3 separate regions of the Homo sapiens genome follow, and all the other regions are linked to region 1. The links are chromatin contacts, found by Hi-C or POLR2A ChIA-PET in ENCODE. All regions are on one chromosome and are shown on one strand. The core of a region is the stretch at or near the end of the contact, and the rest is flanking DNA. Distances in the headings are between cores, read along the strand shown.

Region 1 (5,038 bases), core at 1,012-3,511:
GGCTACTCTTGGTAACCAGATTATCCGTATATATGATAATATGAAGTCAGGGAACTTTCTCTGTCTGTCCCTACTCCCCTCACTCCCCCACTTTCTGTTATGAAAGATAGTTCTACTTTTATCATTAACTGCTACGCATTTAGTGAGGGTCACATTATTAAACTTGGAGTTTACCATTTTCCCACAGGAGATTTCGCTGGCATTCCTTGGAACTCCCAATTTCAGTAGGGCAATGAATGAATGAATACTTTGCAGTGCTACTTTTGGAAGGAATTTCTGCTTTTTGCCTTATGATTGGACAAAATGCAGCTGTAAAATTTTAAATTGTTTTTGATATGTTATTCAATATCCCATGAAAGTATTCACCTAAAGTGGAGTTATGAAATGGATGGTGAAATAATAAGACCATTCTGGAGCAGGGCCAGTTTCTTTTTTTCCTGTTGTGAGATGACATTGCTCTGACAAACATGCTATCGTGGGTTACCTGACCCAGGCAAGTCCTTTTTTATCACCGTATTAATACTCTTAGCACCAATCCTTTTGCAACTGATCTCCAAAGCAAAATAGAATTCTAAATCTTAGCTCACTTATTTTAAATAAGGCATGCAATAGAATTCGAGTGCCAGGAGAGGATTTGGGTCATCTCATAGAGCTTATTCCTGTGGCTTTTACTTATTTTTGGGACAGTCTCACTCTGTCGCCCAGGCTGGAGTGCAGTGATGCAATCTCTGCTCACTGCAACCTCCGCCTCCCGAGTTCAAGCGATTCTCCTGCCTCAGCCTCCCAAGTGGTTGGAATTACAGGTGCACACCACCAGTCCTAGCTAGTTTTTGTATTTTTACTAGAAATGGGGTTTTGCCATGTTGACCAGGCTGGTCTCAAACTCCTGACCTCAGGTGATTCGCCTGCCTCAGCCTCCCAAAGTGCTGGGATTACAGGCTTGAGCCACCATGCCTGGCCCTCGTGGCACTTAAACTTTTTTCTCTCATTTGGGAAAATTGATTTTCCCAGTGCTGAGGAGAGGACCAAGTAGAGCTTATAACGCTTAGTCTCTCCCTGCTTTCCCTAGAGCAGTTCCACTCTGCACTTCGTGTATTTTCCTTACTGATAAGTTGCTTCAGGAAGGGGACAGATTTGCTGCTTTTAAATTTTAAAAAACTACCATTATAAATGACCATGTCTGCTACTTGAGGTTTATTTAGATCATAGTCAGAGGTTCCCAAGTGTAATAGAATTGGGTCATATGGGATTCTAAGCCATACTTAGTTTTACGTAAGAAAAGAGGAAATAGAACATTTTAAGTTTTGCTCTGATTATGTTTTATGTCAGAGCTTGTCGTTTTATTTAATGGTCATATAGTCTAGCTTTCCTTAAAGATACGTAGATTTAAAAGCCACTTTAGAGATAAGGAAACCAAGTTTAAAAGAGATACGCAGTGACTCATGCCTGTGTAATCCCAACACTTTGAAAGGCCAGGGCAGGAGGATCATTTGAAGCCAGGAGTTTGAGACCAGCCTGGACAACATAGCAAGACCCCATCTCCACAAGCCAAAATTGAAGAATTAGCCAGGTGTGGTGGCATGTGCCTCTAGTCCCAGCTACTCAGGAGGCCAAGGTGGCAGGATCACTTGAGCCCCGGAGTTAGAGGCTACACTGCACTCCAGCCTGGACGACAGAGCAAGATCCTGTTTAGAGGTTAAATTCCCAGAGTCATACCACATAAATAATGAACCAGTGCTTCTGTTATCAAGGCTTAGAGTTTATCCACTAGGTTCTATTTTTTTTGTTCAGGCATCTAGTACTGCAGTTCTTCCAAAACTATCTGGACAATCAAATCTATCTAAATTGAATGTTATGTAGCAGACCTCTCACACTTCATTTAGTGAGTTTCATCGGATATTCAGTTAAAAAAAAAAAAAAAAGCTAATGGTTATGTTTGAAATGCATGGTTTTGTGAATAATCACAGTTCTTCAAGTGCTAACCTAGAACTTGAGTTGTGTTTTCATAAAGGCAAATGTTCAAAGGTATAGCAGTTAAGAGTGGGTTTAAAATGTGAATGAGAGAATTAAGGTAGTGGATGATCAAACCACTAGTTCCAGGTCCAGCCTTTGCAGTTACCAGTCATTGGAGACATGGATATCCAGCTACCCTGCAGTGGCACACACTAGGCCAAGGCTGTCAGAGCAGCTGAGACAGAAGAGGTCTCTGTTAGCAGTGGATGGGCAGCCAAGATGTACAGGAACTGCACAGAGTGTGGAAGAGTCAGAGTGAGGTTCTGCCAAGCACGGCATGACAGTTCTTTTTTTAAACGTGCCAATGCAGGACATGCTAAGTTAAAATATCTTAACTGTTGCTTAGTTACTGCAACACACAAAAACCCCAAGTACTAAGCTTAATGAATCACCTGCGTCCTTTCTTGAATGCTCAAATCTACAAAAAGACTAAACTGCATGACTAACGATTAGGACTCTTACTTGGGCTTTTTATAGAAGTGGAATGAAGAGGACTTGTGCGAACTAGGAAAAGCAGCTTCCCAGCATAAGATTTCTCGTCTGAAAGGGGTAATAAGTCTCCACCTTCGATGCCTCTGTGATCAAATTCTAAAGGGCAGCCCTTCATGGTTCAGCGAGCAACACAATTGCTGGGGATTCACAGGGCAGAGTTGGTATTTTTATTTTTTACTTTTCTTTTTAAATCAGTGTTGGGTCACGAATTTGTTTTTTAGGGTTTTTATTTTAAGCTTTGAGCTCAGCTCTGGTGTGTGATTTACGGCAACTGATTAGCTTCCTGTGCTCACTTCCCTTACCTATAAACATAATAATGCTCAAAGTACCATGAGGGAAAAAACATTCTTCATTCCCTCTAGCTAGAGATCCACTAGGTATGTTAGCATACCCCAAACAATGCACATCTAATATAGTAGCTCTATATGAATATTCCTTTTTTAAAAATCAGATTATCACCCAGGCGTGGTGGCTCATGCCTATAATCCCAGCTACTTGGGAGGCTGAGGTGGGAGGATCACATGAGCCCAAGAAGCAGACGTAGCAGTGAGCCATGATGGCACCACGCCTGAGTGACAGAGTAAGACCCTGTCTCAAAAAAATAAAAATTAGGTGATCAACATTAAGGATTAAATGTTACACAATGTGATTAGCTCTTACCTCACATGCCGGGGGGAGCAGGGAGTACACAATGTGATCCTAATATTTATTAACCACCAACCTTGTGCTCTAAGCAAGTGGTTATATGTCCCAGTTGGATATATGGCCTGGAATCATTCTGGTTCCTGTTTGCCAGGTATAATTTTTTTTTTTTTTTTTTTTTTGAGACAGAGTTTTGCTTTTTCCCTCCAGGCTGAAATGCAATGGCATGATCTCGGCTCACTGCAACCTCCGCCTCCTGGGTTCAAGCGATTCTCCTGCCTCAGCCTCCCAAGTAGCTGGGATTACAAGTGCCCACCACCACACCCAGCTGGTTTTTGTATTTTTAGTAGAGACAGGGTTTCACCATGTTGGCCAGGCTGGTCTCGAACTCCTGACCTCAGGTGATCCACCCACCTTGGCCTCCCAAAGTGCTGGGACTACAGGCGTGAGCCACCACGCCCAGACTCCAGGTATAATTATTAAAGCACCTCCCTTGCATCCACAAAAGTGTCCTGGTGTTTGTGATAAGTCACATGGTTGTCCTAAATATAACAAAAAAAGAGTACCAGTGAAGATTTTATTTCCTCAGAGAAAAAACTTGTCCTAAAAAACATGTTTTACTGTAGAAGTTACCCCTTCATTCACATACAGTCGGCCGCTTGTATCTGTGGGTTCTGCATCTGGGGATTCAACCAACCTCAGGTGGAAAATATTTCGAAGGAAAACAACAATAAATAATACAAAATGTAAAATACAATATAGCAACTATGTGCTAGCATTTACATTGTATTAGGTATTCTAAGTAATCTAGATATGATTTAAAGTATAAGGGAGGATGTGCGTAGTTTACAGGCAAATACGACACCATTTAATATCAGCAACCCAAGCATCTGTGGATTTTGGTATCCCAGGAGGGTCCTGGAACCAATCCCCTGTGGATACTGAGAGATGACTATATTATTTAGGGTGCTACTCAGACTGCATCTTATAAAGGTGAAGAACCATATCCAAGTCACTGAATTGTAGCTACATTATCTTCAGTAAGTCCCAACGGCAAGAAGCAAGCACGTCCCAGTCTTGGAACAGGGAGTCATGTCTTCTAAGATAGAGGAGCTAGATAGAGAAAGAGGGTTGGAACAGGGCTTTCTACTTTTCTGGGCACCTCTCCAAAGGTTTCTGCCACATAGCCACAATTATGTCTTTTTCCCTCCCAAGTCAGAAAGCAATTTCCCTTAAAGCCCTAAGTTTTTCCCCCAACTTAATCCCCTTACAAACTGAGTAGTACCAAAAATTATGTCCATTTTATTGTATTTTAGAGATGGGGTCTTGCTATGTTTCCCAGGCTTGTCTTGAACTCCTGGGTTCAAGCAATCCTCCTGCCTCGGCCTCCCAAAGTTCTGGGATTACAGGCAGGAGCCACCGCGCCTGGCTTATGTCCAATTTTGGAGGGTCTCTGGCTGCTGCATATAAATATTACCAAATATGTAATAGAATTACATTTCATTTCCTCCAACCCTGGGGTGACATACACGTTTTGTTTCTAATTCACAGTAAAGAGGGACTAGGGGACAGTGAAATTATTATTTCATACGATACTTGAATGGCAGGGAAATAGCAAAAACTTGTTAAATCATTTCAGAAATATCTAGTGGCCGGGTAAGAGTTGTCAACTTTTTGGTGCTTGAGGTGCATTTTTGAATACTAGAACTTGTGGCTCTCCTGTAAGGATTAAATGCTTCAGGTGTTACCACACTAGTATTCATCAGGGTGTTTGAGGAGAGCATCTGCTGCCATGGCCGAGTTCTCTCACATAGTTACACAGCAAAGTTCTTACGTGTTGCAGGAAACAATCTATCTGTGGCCCTGGCTTCATGTTACAGTCACCTCTTCA
Region 2 (5,038 bases), core at 1,005-3,504, 500 kb before region 1:
GGAAAGGCTGGGTCTGAAACACGCGTTTCACTGCCTTCTCAGAATTACTCCCGTATAAACAAAGCCTCAAGTTGCTGGAGGGAGCAGTGTTTCCTCTGAAATCACGGAGATAGCCCAGATTTAGTCATCCAGTCCTTCTTGCGAATATTCAACCCATATCAGGAGGTACAGAGGTTTTTAGGGTTTAGGGTATTTTTAACCAAACCTTTACTTTCAAGACTAGCAGAGGCACTTTCGCAGCCCACCCTGCGCCACTCAGCCTCTGCGCTGCGCCCTCCTCGCCTCTCGCGCGGCAAGGACCTGAAGCCCCGGTGTGGCCGCGGCCCTGCGCACTCTCCAGATCCAGGTGAAGGTTGCGAGGCCTGGCGACGCCTAAGCGCTGACAGGTGGCCTCGCCCCGCCTCTTTGTCGCCCAGGGCGGCGCTCGCCTCCGCTCCAGGCCAGAAGCCGCAGCCCGCGCGCCAGGCACAGCTCCCCCGACCGGTCTCAGGAGTTCGGCCACCTCCCCGGGGAAGAGTGGGACTCAGCCAGGCGCCGGGCCGGCCTCTAGGAGCCTGCGCCAGAGCAAAGGGCATCCGGCACCCGACCCGGGCCAGGCCCTTGGACTAGGGCGGCACGGAACCTAGCGCCTGGGCAGGTCCAACCCTGCGCACTGCCCCTCAGCCTCGTGAACCCTTCGCCTCCACGACCCCCGGAACCCATCCCAGCAAGTGCGGCAGTGACCTCGGGTCTCACCGCCCGGGGGCCAAACACCTCGGCCACCCCGGGGCCCCAGAAGGGCCGAGGGTCAGCCGAGCGGACGAACCACATTCCCAAGGACAAGCAGCGGGTGGCAGCACCGCCCCCGCCCGAGCGCCCTCGGGTCCCTTTCTGCCGGGGCTCCAGTGGCTTGAGTGTCCCGACCCCTCCAGAACACGCAGGCGGCCGCAGGAAGAAATTCACCCGGACCCGTCCTCTTCCCCGAACTTCTTCGTTCCTCTCGGAGGTTCCTTCTACCCGACCCCTCTGCGCCACCAGCTCCTCCCACTCCGCTCCCCTCCCCTTTTTCTGGTCCCCACTTAGGAATCCGTCCCCCCGCCCTGCGCCGGGTCCGGGGTTCCTCCCCCCGGCTCCCCCCGCGTGCCGTCGCCGCCGCCCGGGTTCCTCTCCCCCCGCTCGGGCGCTCCCTGCCAAGCCCATGATGTAATGGTGTATGTTAATCAGTAGCATGTGGGGAGCTCCGGCTCGGGCGGCTCAGTCCTCCGCGAGCCGACACTGGAGGCAGCAGCAGCGGCGGCTGCAGCGGCCCCGACTCGAAGCACCGCACTCTCCCCGCGCCGCCCGCCCCGACGGCATGGCCCGCGGCCGGCGCTCCGGGCGCCCCCAACCCCGCTGAGAGCCGCCGCGGCCCCGGACCCGCGCAAGGGCCCCCGAGCCGCCGGGATGAGCCGCGCCGAGGTGAGCGCTCCCTCCCTACGGCCCTCGGCGGGGGACCCGCGGGTCACTGGGGGTCCCCTCCCCGGGGGCTTCCCCCTCCGCCCGAGAAGTTCTGGGAGCCGGAAGCAGCGTGTTGTTGGAAGCTAGCGGCTCCTTGAAGGCTGAGTCGCTGGGTTCTCCTCCCCGCCGGCGGCGGCCACGAGAACCGGGATGGGACTGGGGGAACCCCCGCAGCCGAACTTTCTTTGCTGTCGTTGGGGGGCGTGTGCCTGCGGCGCCGATCCGCATTCCCCGCGGGGCCGCCCCGCTGGCCGAAGGGAGCAGCGCTGCGGACCCCGGCCGTCCCCTCGCGGGGCGTGTGCCCAGCGCTGTGCCGCCCTCGGCCTGCGACGCGCGGGCGAGGCTCCGGGCCGGACAGACCAGCCCGTAGGCGGCGGCGGCAGGATGCCTGCCACACACGCGCGCACACACACACGCACACGCGCGCGCACAGTGACCGCTCCGGCCGGAGCAGGCCCAGGGAGACCTCCCGGGTGGGCTGGTGCGGCGCGGCGCGGGGGAGCCGGGGCTCTGGGTTGCGCCGCCGCCCGCTGGGCGCGGAGCTTTGGGTGGAGAGAGTTTATTTTTGTCTCGAGCTGCTGCCGCGGCTGCTCACGGCCTAAATCCAGAGGGGCGCCTGGCGGTGGAGATGCTGGCTGTTGCTGTAGATGGAGCTGCAGCCGCTCGGCTGCTTCTCTGGGAGGAGGAGGAGGAGTAAGAGGAGGAGGAAGGAACTCGGGCTGCCGCTGCCTCCGCCTCTGCTTTGCATTAGCTCCCACCCCCACCCCCGCGCCCCTTCGCAGCCGCATTGCAAGTTTTCTGCGCGGGGAAGATCTGTTGCTGGTGCTGGCGTTCTTAAGCACGGCGCCCGAGGCCACCCCAGGCGGGCCGTGAGGGGAGCACCAGCCGTTGGCAGCGGCAGCAACAGGAAGCCGCGGGGTCTCCTCCCGCACCTGGGAAGCAGGCTTCTCGCTGTTACCCGGTGGGGAATAGCCCATCTCCCACATCGGGTGCGGAGGGGGCGGAGGGGGCGGCTGGATTTCGGCGAACCCAACCTTCCGCGGGACGCCCCCTCCCCTGGCCCCAGCACCCTCTGATGCCCTCGTCCCCCCAGGGCGCGCTCCTCCGCTAGCCGAGGTCTCACTGCAGCTCTTTCTCTCCTTCCAGTGGTGATCGCCGCTCGGGAATGCGGGCGTGAAGGGTCCGAGTTGCCGCCCAGCGGGGAGGAGACCCCAGGACGCCGGAAATCACCATCCCAAAGCTGCAAGAAGGGGGGAGAAAGCATTCTTCATTCAGTTGTGTGCCTTGTGGGGGATTTTTAAAAAGTCGTTTTTTTTTTTAAAGAAACATTTCCGTGCTACTGTCTGTCATCGTCTCTGGGGAAATCAGCCAGAACCACCGGAACGTAACTGAAACCAGACAAGAGAGGCAGGAGCCCAGGCAGTACCTGCAGCGTCCGGGCACCAGAGCCACCTTGGAACAGGAACGCGTCTCCGGCCGCGGGGCTGCGGCTCCGCCAAACTTTGGGGCGGGCGGGGCGGGCTGGGGCGCCCAGGGGGCTCTGTAGACCGAGGGCGGCCCCCTAACCATGATGTTTCGCGACCAGGTCGGGGTGCTGGCGGGCTGGTTTAAGGGCTGGAACGAGTGCGAGCAGACTGTTGCGCTGCTGTCGCTGCTCAAGCGCGTGAGCCAGACCCAGGCCCGCTTCCTCCAGCTCTGCCTGGAGCACTCGCTGGCCGACTGCGCCGAGCTGCACGTCCTCGAACGCGAGGCCAACAGCCCCGGTAAGTGTGCGGCGGCCGCCGCCGCCGTCCCGCCTGCCCAACCCCCGCTCCTCCCTCCGCTTCTCTGCCTCGGGCCAGGCCGAGGCCAGTCCCTGCCAGCCGCGCCGGGACCTGGACGGCGTGGCCCCGAGGCCCTCGGAATCCACCCCCTCCGGGTGTCCCCCCACTACCGCCCCCCACCTACTTACCTCCGCCGGCCGCTTTGGGATTTTGCCCACTGTGAACTCCGTCAGCCCTTTCCGTGTGGTAGCTACGGTAGCATGAATGATTGATTTTTCTCTCATGCAGTTTCCTGGGAAATAAGTAAGTCAGGTCACGTAGAGTCTGGATTTTCTGGGTGTGTGTGTTTTTTCCTTCCTCCTCCTTCTTTTGGGCAACGTGGCTCGCTGGATTTCAGCAACACATGATAGATGCCCGGGACTGCCCTTCAGAAGCCAAGCTTGGATAAGGCTGTGTGAGGAGTACATGAAAATCCAATTTTATTATTCATTTTTCCCCACAGATATTCTGGTTTTAGAGCTTCGTCTTCAGAATAATATGCAGGTGACGCTAGAGACTAGTAAAATGACATTTGCAGCATATATATATATATATATATATATATATATATATATATATATATATATATAATGCGGTTAAGCTTACTGCTCGTGACATTATCCATATTGATACGGATCTTGTAGAAAAAAAGGGTCTTGGAGAAAGGACAGGCATGAAGTGGGTTACTTAATGCTTTTCGTTAGGAAACTTTACTGAATAGAACAGAATCGTTTCATATTACCCTGCTAGTATTTACAGACACCTCAACTAGTATGGAAAGTGAATATAGTCGAAAGGTCCAGCAGTTTCCTATTTGCTAGCGTGGGTGGTGACAGACTGAAATTATATCCTGGAGGGTAGGAGGAGGCTGGGGGATGGGGGGAAAGTCTGATGGTTGTGATTTTGGATAGGGGGAAATTCTTTAGTTCATGCTGCTGCAGGAGGGTGAACAGAGTCCCCAGTGTTTATGCAGAGAAAAGAATGCAGGGTCCTCTTCCAGCTGTTCCATGTTGGAGCTGCGAGCCTGCAAAGCTCAGCAGAGGTCTGGGCTGCCATTTGATGACAAGGTCCAGTCCAGGGCAGTGGGGCCTGGGAGACACTAAAGTGAGTGTGCCTTCAGAGCAGCAAGAAGCGAGCCGGCCTACTCATTCCTCCTCCCTAGTATGGTGTGCACGATGGTGAAAACACTAGAATGGGATGCTTCCATATATAGAATCATAGGGTGGAAGTGACCGCTGGAAATCTTCACAGTTCTTTTCCTGACCAGACAGGACTGCACCCGAAAGATCCTGCATGGCCAAGTATGGAGGGCCACATTGAGGGAGATTCCATTGAGCCCGAGCCTCCCAGCTCACACCAGGACTCACTGGGGTGGCGATGACAGGGCCCCCTTTGGTTGAGCTCCACGTTTATAAATAGCTGGAGGGCCAGCCTCCTTCACTGGGGTGTGGAAGCATAATTGGGTAACTGATGATCCACCCTCTTTGCTTCCTTCCTTAATTTCAGCGGGAAGCCTGGTTTACCTGCTCGGTTTTACTTTCTCAGGTTTGACAAACAAGGTTATATAAACTTTTGCATTTTATAGATTGCAGAGGATTTACGCAGAGTCATTTAGGTTGAATGCTTGATTTCAGTGCTGGTAGGGACTGTTCAAACTCATCTTTAGGTTATTCAAATGTTGGAGCAGCACTTTTTCCCTTTGAGTAATGGAGATGACTTTTCCCAATAGAGCAGCCACCAGGTTAGTAAGTAAAACAGTT
Region 3 (5,038 bases), core at 965-3,464, 300 kb after region 1:
TGCAGTGAGCCGAGATGGCGCCAGTGCACTCTAGCCTGGGCGACAGAGCGAGACTCTGTCTCAAAAAACAAACAAAAAAACAAAGAGCCCCTCAGACTAGGGGTGCTCTCAAGTTTACTAGGCCCCACCCTGCCCAGAAGTCAGTATTTTGCAAGGGTGAAAGGAGTAGGACTTTCTACTGCCCCTTGAATTTCTCTGCCAGCAAACTAATGGCCACTGCAGTTTTTAGCTCTGAGCACCCTCTTCTCAAGTTTCTCCTTGCACTTCATTTCTTTTCTCCCCTTTTTCTTTTCCTTGGCAAACAGTTCTACTCTAGAGCCATCTTTTCCGATTCCTCTCCTAGCGCCACTCCCAAATATCCTCTGGTTACTAAACCCTCAGGCTCATCTCACATATCTGAACCAGTCTCAAAACTTTAGCTGGCTGGGACTCCTCCCCTCCCACCTCCCACTCTGTCTGGGGTCACCAGGGCTACCTGTTATCATTAAATAAGCCCCCTTTCCATTCTCAATTTGTCACCCTGGCCCAGGTCCTCACCATATCACCACCACTTTCCCATCTGCCTCCTCTTGCTGGAGAGCTGCCTCTCTCCTCCTGGCACGCACCCACTAAAAAAGTTCACAATTTAAATTCCTTCCCTGGGCTCCCTCCTTTACTAAACCAAAGATGCTCTGATTCTGTTCTGTTCAGCTGTGCAGTCTAGGGGACCTCAGAACTGACTGCCAGGCTAAGTCTCTCATCTTCCCCAGGATCCCCCAAAGGTCCCAGTCAGCTTTTTACCACAGCTCACTCCTCCCTTCCTTCTTTCCCTTTCTCCCTCCCTCCCTTCTTTCCATCCTTTCTTCCTCACTCCTTCCCTTCCTCCTTCCCTCCCTCCCTTCCTTTCTTCCCCAGTCAGCTTTTTCCACAGCTTGCTCCTTCCTTCGCTCCTCCCTGCTCCCTTCCTTCCTTCCTTCCTTTTTACCACAGCTCCTTCCTTCTTTCCTCCCTCCCTCCAAGGCTCAGCCTGTTTTCTTCTTTGATGCTGCCTTCTCCAATCCTGGGGTCTTAGTTTTCCCAGGAGACAGGCAGAAGGGACAGAGAGGAGGAAATGTCCAAGTTCCCGGTGGACTCCGGTTCTCTGCGTGGAGAAACCCACCTGGCACGGAGCAGGCGCTCAGCTAAGTACAATGAAAAGCGACTGAATGGAAGACTCCTCAAGGGGCCAGTATGGAACAATTTTGGTTCCAATGATCAACCTACATTTCTGAGAAGCCACAGAGCAGGAGGAGAGGCCCCTGCGATGTTTCTCCACCCAGTGCCTCTCCCACTTCTAGATTAGAGATACATCACCTGCCTGCCAGACCCCAAGCTAGAGACACAGCACACACAACCAACTAGCAAAATAATTCATCCTATTTTGCTTAATGTCTTTGGGGAATTAAGATTATAAAATTGTTTCCTAATTTTTAGTTTAGCTGAATAATGGATATCTTTTTATTCAAGACCCTGAACCAGGAATACTCATTTTCTCATGGTGCTGCAGGGAGGTATTCTACCAATTAAGGCAACAAAAGGATCTTTCTAGCTTTGTAAAAGTCACTTTTATAATATATCCTATTTCAAATATGTGGGAGTGTGTGCATTGATGGACACAGAAACTGCACAAAGGATAAGCAATGGGCAAAATATTAATAGGTCAATCTGGGTAAGGGTGTATATGACTGTACTATTTTTATTACTTATTTTTTTATTTTGAGATGCAGTCTCACTCCGTTTCCCAGGCCAGAGTGTAGCAGCACGATCTCAGCTCACTGCAAACTCCGCCTCCTGGGTTCAAGCGATTCTCCTGCCTCAGCCTCCCAAGTAGCTGGGGTTACAGGCACCCGCCACCACGCCCAGATAATTTCAGTACTTTTAGTAGAGATGCAGTTTCCCATGTTGGCCGGGCTGGTCTCAAACTCCTGAACTCAAGTGATCCGCCCACCTCAGCCTCCCAAAGTGCTGGGATTACAGGTGTGAGCCACCATGCCTGGTCCTATTTTTATTTTTTTGTAATTTTTCTGTAAGTTTAAATTTGTTTCAAAAAAAAAAAAAAAAGTTTATCTTTTCAGAATAGAATCCTCAGTTGTGCCGGTCTGAACAGAAACAGGAAATCCCACCCAGGTTCCATGAACAATCTTCTCTACACTTTGATTCTGATGAAGCAGGTGTGAAAAGGGGACTCCTGAAGTTCTACTTCCTGTCCTCTGGCCATAAACTTAGATGTGACTCACAGCCTAATTGTGTGTGCAATTCTCAATGGAAAACCTGACTCAAGAGTAAGCCTACAGAAAACTTCAGACCCGCTACAAAAATTCACCTCCAGTATGAGTGCTTTTTTCCCTCAACTACCAGCAACGCTGGATTCATCGAGCCTTCCTATTTTTGTCAAACTGATGGTTGCAAATGGAAACTTGTTTTGAATTGCATTTTAAGTTTTTTATTATTTTAATGTTTTTTTTTAAAGAGATGGGGGTCTCACTGTGTTGCCCAGACTGAAGTACAGTGGCTATTCACAAAAGTGATCACAGTTCACTGCAGCCTCCAACTCCTGAGCTCAAGTGATCTGACTACTTACATTTCTTGTGTGAGCCGCATGTTTTAATCTTTTGTCTATTTTTCTAATAGGTTGTTGGTCTTTCCTGTACTGATTTGAAAGATTTCAGTTGTCTAGATTTTAATCTGTTGTCTGTTATAGAGGTTGTGGAACCTATCTATGACATGTCTTTTAACTTTGTTTATGGCAGCTTTCACTAGACACACTCAGAGTTCTGACACAGGAAGATGTCTAACTCCTTTCCTTTATGGTTTTTGGGTTTTGTGGCTTACTTGGGAATTCCCTCACCACCCTATCATTATAAAACACTGTCCTTTTGCTTATTTTATAGCTGTATTTTTTTAAATAAGGTTTTTTATATCATCTGGATTTTATTTTTGTATATAGAATGTGGTATGAACTCAACTTTTCCCCCATATGAATACCCAACTGGCCCAACGCTATTGAACCATTATCTGATTCAACGCCTCCTCTATCATAAGATTATATTTCCACATATACAAGAGTCTGTTTCGGGACTATTTTCTTCCTCTAATCACTCCACCTATTTGCATGCTAACAGCACTCTGTTTTAATTACCTTTATGCTATGTTTTAAATGGACCAACCCCATCCCTCATTATTGTTTTCAAAACTTCCTTGCAGACTATACTTCTAGTTGAACTTTAGAATCAGCTTGTCAAAGCTCCATGAAATACGATCAGTCTTCCTTTTGAGAAGTAGCCCTTTTGCAACACTGAGCCTTCTCATCCTGGAAAATCATAAGGGTTTTCCCTGCCTGTGGCTTTCTTTCAGCTCCACTCCTCATACGGTGTGTAGAGCCATTCAAATAATACATGTGGAATAAAAATAAGCTTCATAATTTTTATAATCATTTTACATATATTTTATTAAGATCACTGCTATGGAATTTATAGTTTTTGCTGCTACAGTAAAAGGAATACTTTTTCCATTAAATTTCCAAACTGGTTGTTGTTGGCACACAAGACAGCAACTGTTTTTTGTATGTTTATCTTTTTCTTTGTGAAGAGACAGGGCTTCATTCTGTCATCCAGGTTGGAGTGCAGTGGCACAAACTTCCACAGCCTGGAGCTCCTCAACTCAGGCGACCCTCCCACCTCAGCCTCCACAGCAGCTGGGACTACAGGCATGCATTACCACGCCGGGCTAAATTTTTTTTTTTTTTTTTTTTTTTTTTTACTTTTTGTAGACATGGAGTCTCACTATGTTGCCCAGGCTGGTCTTGAACTCCTGGGCTCAAGTGATCCTCCCACTTCAGCCTCCCAAGTAGCTGGCATTATAGGCGTGAGCCACCATGCCTGGTTTGAACTATCATTTCAAACAGTTTCTTAGTTCTCTTGGATATCCAGTTCAATAATTATACCATCTACAATACTCCCAACTTAGTTTCTTTCTTTCCAATATAAATACACTTCACTTCTTTTTAAAAATGCTTTGCCTTGGCAAGGCCTTCAGAGCTGTTAACACAGCACTGATAGTAGGCATCCTTGATTGTTCCTATGTAATCTATTGCATAAATTACATCAGTATCTATGTAAGTAACGTGCCATGAAGTATAACTTTCCTTGTAGGTTTATGATAGATATCCACTAGTAATAATCTACTTTTAACTTGCTAGTAATTTTCCCCCCTAATTATTAATGGGAACTGCATTTTATTTAATTCTCTTTGGCATCTATCAGGTCGATCTTATGTTTTTTCTTCTTTAATCTGTTAATGTGATGAAATAATAAATACTGGTTAACTGCATGAGTGTCTACTACTGTGGAGTCAGCCAGGTGTGCACTGAGACCCTGGCTCCACCACTTGTACTGGCTCTGTGACCATGGCCATGAGTTACTTGACCATACTAAGCGTCAGTTTCTCCTGTCTATAAAGTAGGAATAATATCCAAGGCAAGTAAAGTGGTTGGCCTTGTGTCAATAAATAGTGGCCCAATAAATATTAGCTCTTATTAGTAAGGATAAATTTCCTAATTTGAGCCCTTTACAGGTAAGGTACAGAGAGGATGGTGAGTAAACTCACAGAAACCAACCATCAAAACTGGGATGGATTTCTAATGTTCACGTTTCCATGGCTCATGAACCAATGAATGGGATCAGGGGTGAGAGGCATGAACTCCCTGTAAAATGGCACAACATTGTAAGTATATGTGCAGTTTCCTGGCGAGTTCACAGCTTTTTATAAAGGAGTCTATGTCCTGGAAATGTTAACTATCTGAGGTGGGGAGGGGGAGGAAGCATAAGACAATGGTTAAAAGCAGATTATCACTGAAAGTTAACTGCTGCATGGGGGAAGCCAGGCACACGTGTTAGTGGACGAGGCCTCCCCTAATGCCTTGGGTTTCAGTAGATGGATGATGCGGAAGGGAAACCCAAAAGAACTTTCCCGCCATTTGTCTTTTCTTGAGTTCTCTTTCAAAAGTGTAAATATATAACCA

Evidence for each region. Hi-C counts contacts between places; a loop is a spot of excess contacts on that map. ChIA-PET counts read pairs that join two places held with the same protein, here RNA polymerase II (POLR2A). Pooled maps may share reads with other maps.
Region 2: a pooled map shows a loop between it and region 1 (4-fold over the local background). The contact joins the promoter of SAMD4A here to the enhancer-like site in region 1. A Hi-C loop is called at or near these places in 2 of 37 single-sample maps with no recorded cell type and 6 of 50 pooled maps. POLR2A ChIA-PET finds 5 or more read pairs at or near these places in 5 of 52 experiments (A673, GM12878, MCF 10A and 2 more).
Region 3: a loop to region 1 is called in a pooled map, with 4 times the contacts of the local background. The contact joins two enhancer-like sites. A Hi-C loop is called at or near these places in 6 of 50 pooled maps. POLR2A ChIA-PET finds 5 or more read pairs at or near these places in 4 of 52 experiments (H1, activated CD4-positive, alpha-beta T cell, activated CD4-positive, alpha-beta memory T cell and 1 more).

The regions. Positions count from the first base shown.
Region 1 is chr14:55,069,775-55,074,812 of GRCh38, forward strand. It overlaps MAPK1IP1L (mitogen-activated protein kinase 1 interacting protein 1 like), which reads left to right. Exons shown (of 4, transcript NM_144578.4): 4 at 1-420. Among named protein-coding and RNA genes, the nearest start is that of MAPK1IP1L, 21 kb to the left of the region's middle. RefSeq lists enhancers at 2,440-2,559, 4,818-4,947. Within about 2 kb of position 2,262, at least 14 of the 41 ENCODE cell types and tissues checked have a DNase peak (open chromatin) inside an H3K27ac peak, as active enhancers do; they include GM12878, where a contact is called at or near this core.
Region 2 is chr14:54,564,874-54,569,911 of GRCh38, forward strand. It overlaps SAMD4A (sterile alpha motif domain containing 4A), which reads left to right and starts at 2,255. Exons shown (of 13, transcript NM_015589.6): 1 at 2,255-2,465; 2 at 2,623-3,239. The coding sequence starts at 3,044. RefSeq lists silencers at 1,037-1,166, 1,727-1,776, 1,897-2,086, 2,927-2,986, 3,227-3,286 and 2 more.
Region 3 is chr14:55,371,742-55,376,779 of GRCh38, forward strand. The region is part of intron 9 of ATG14 (autophagy related 14); the gene reads right to left. It also overlaps a transcript of FBXO34 not described here. Among named protein-coding and RNA genes, the nearest start is that of ATG14, 38 kb to the right of the region's middle. Within about 2 kb of position 2,215, at least 6 of the 41 ENCODE cell types and tissues checked have a DNase peak (open chromatin) inside an H3K27ac peak, as active enhancers do.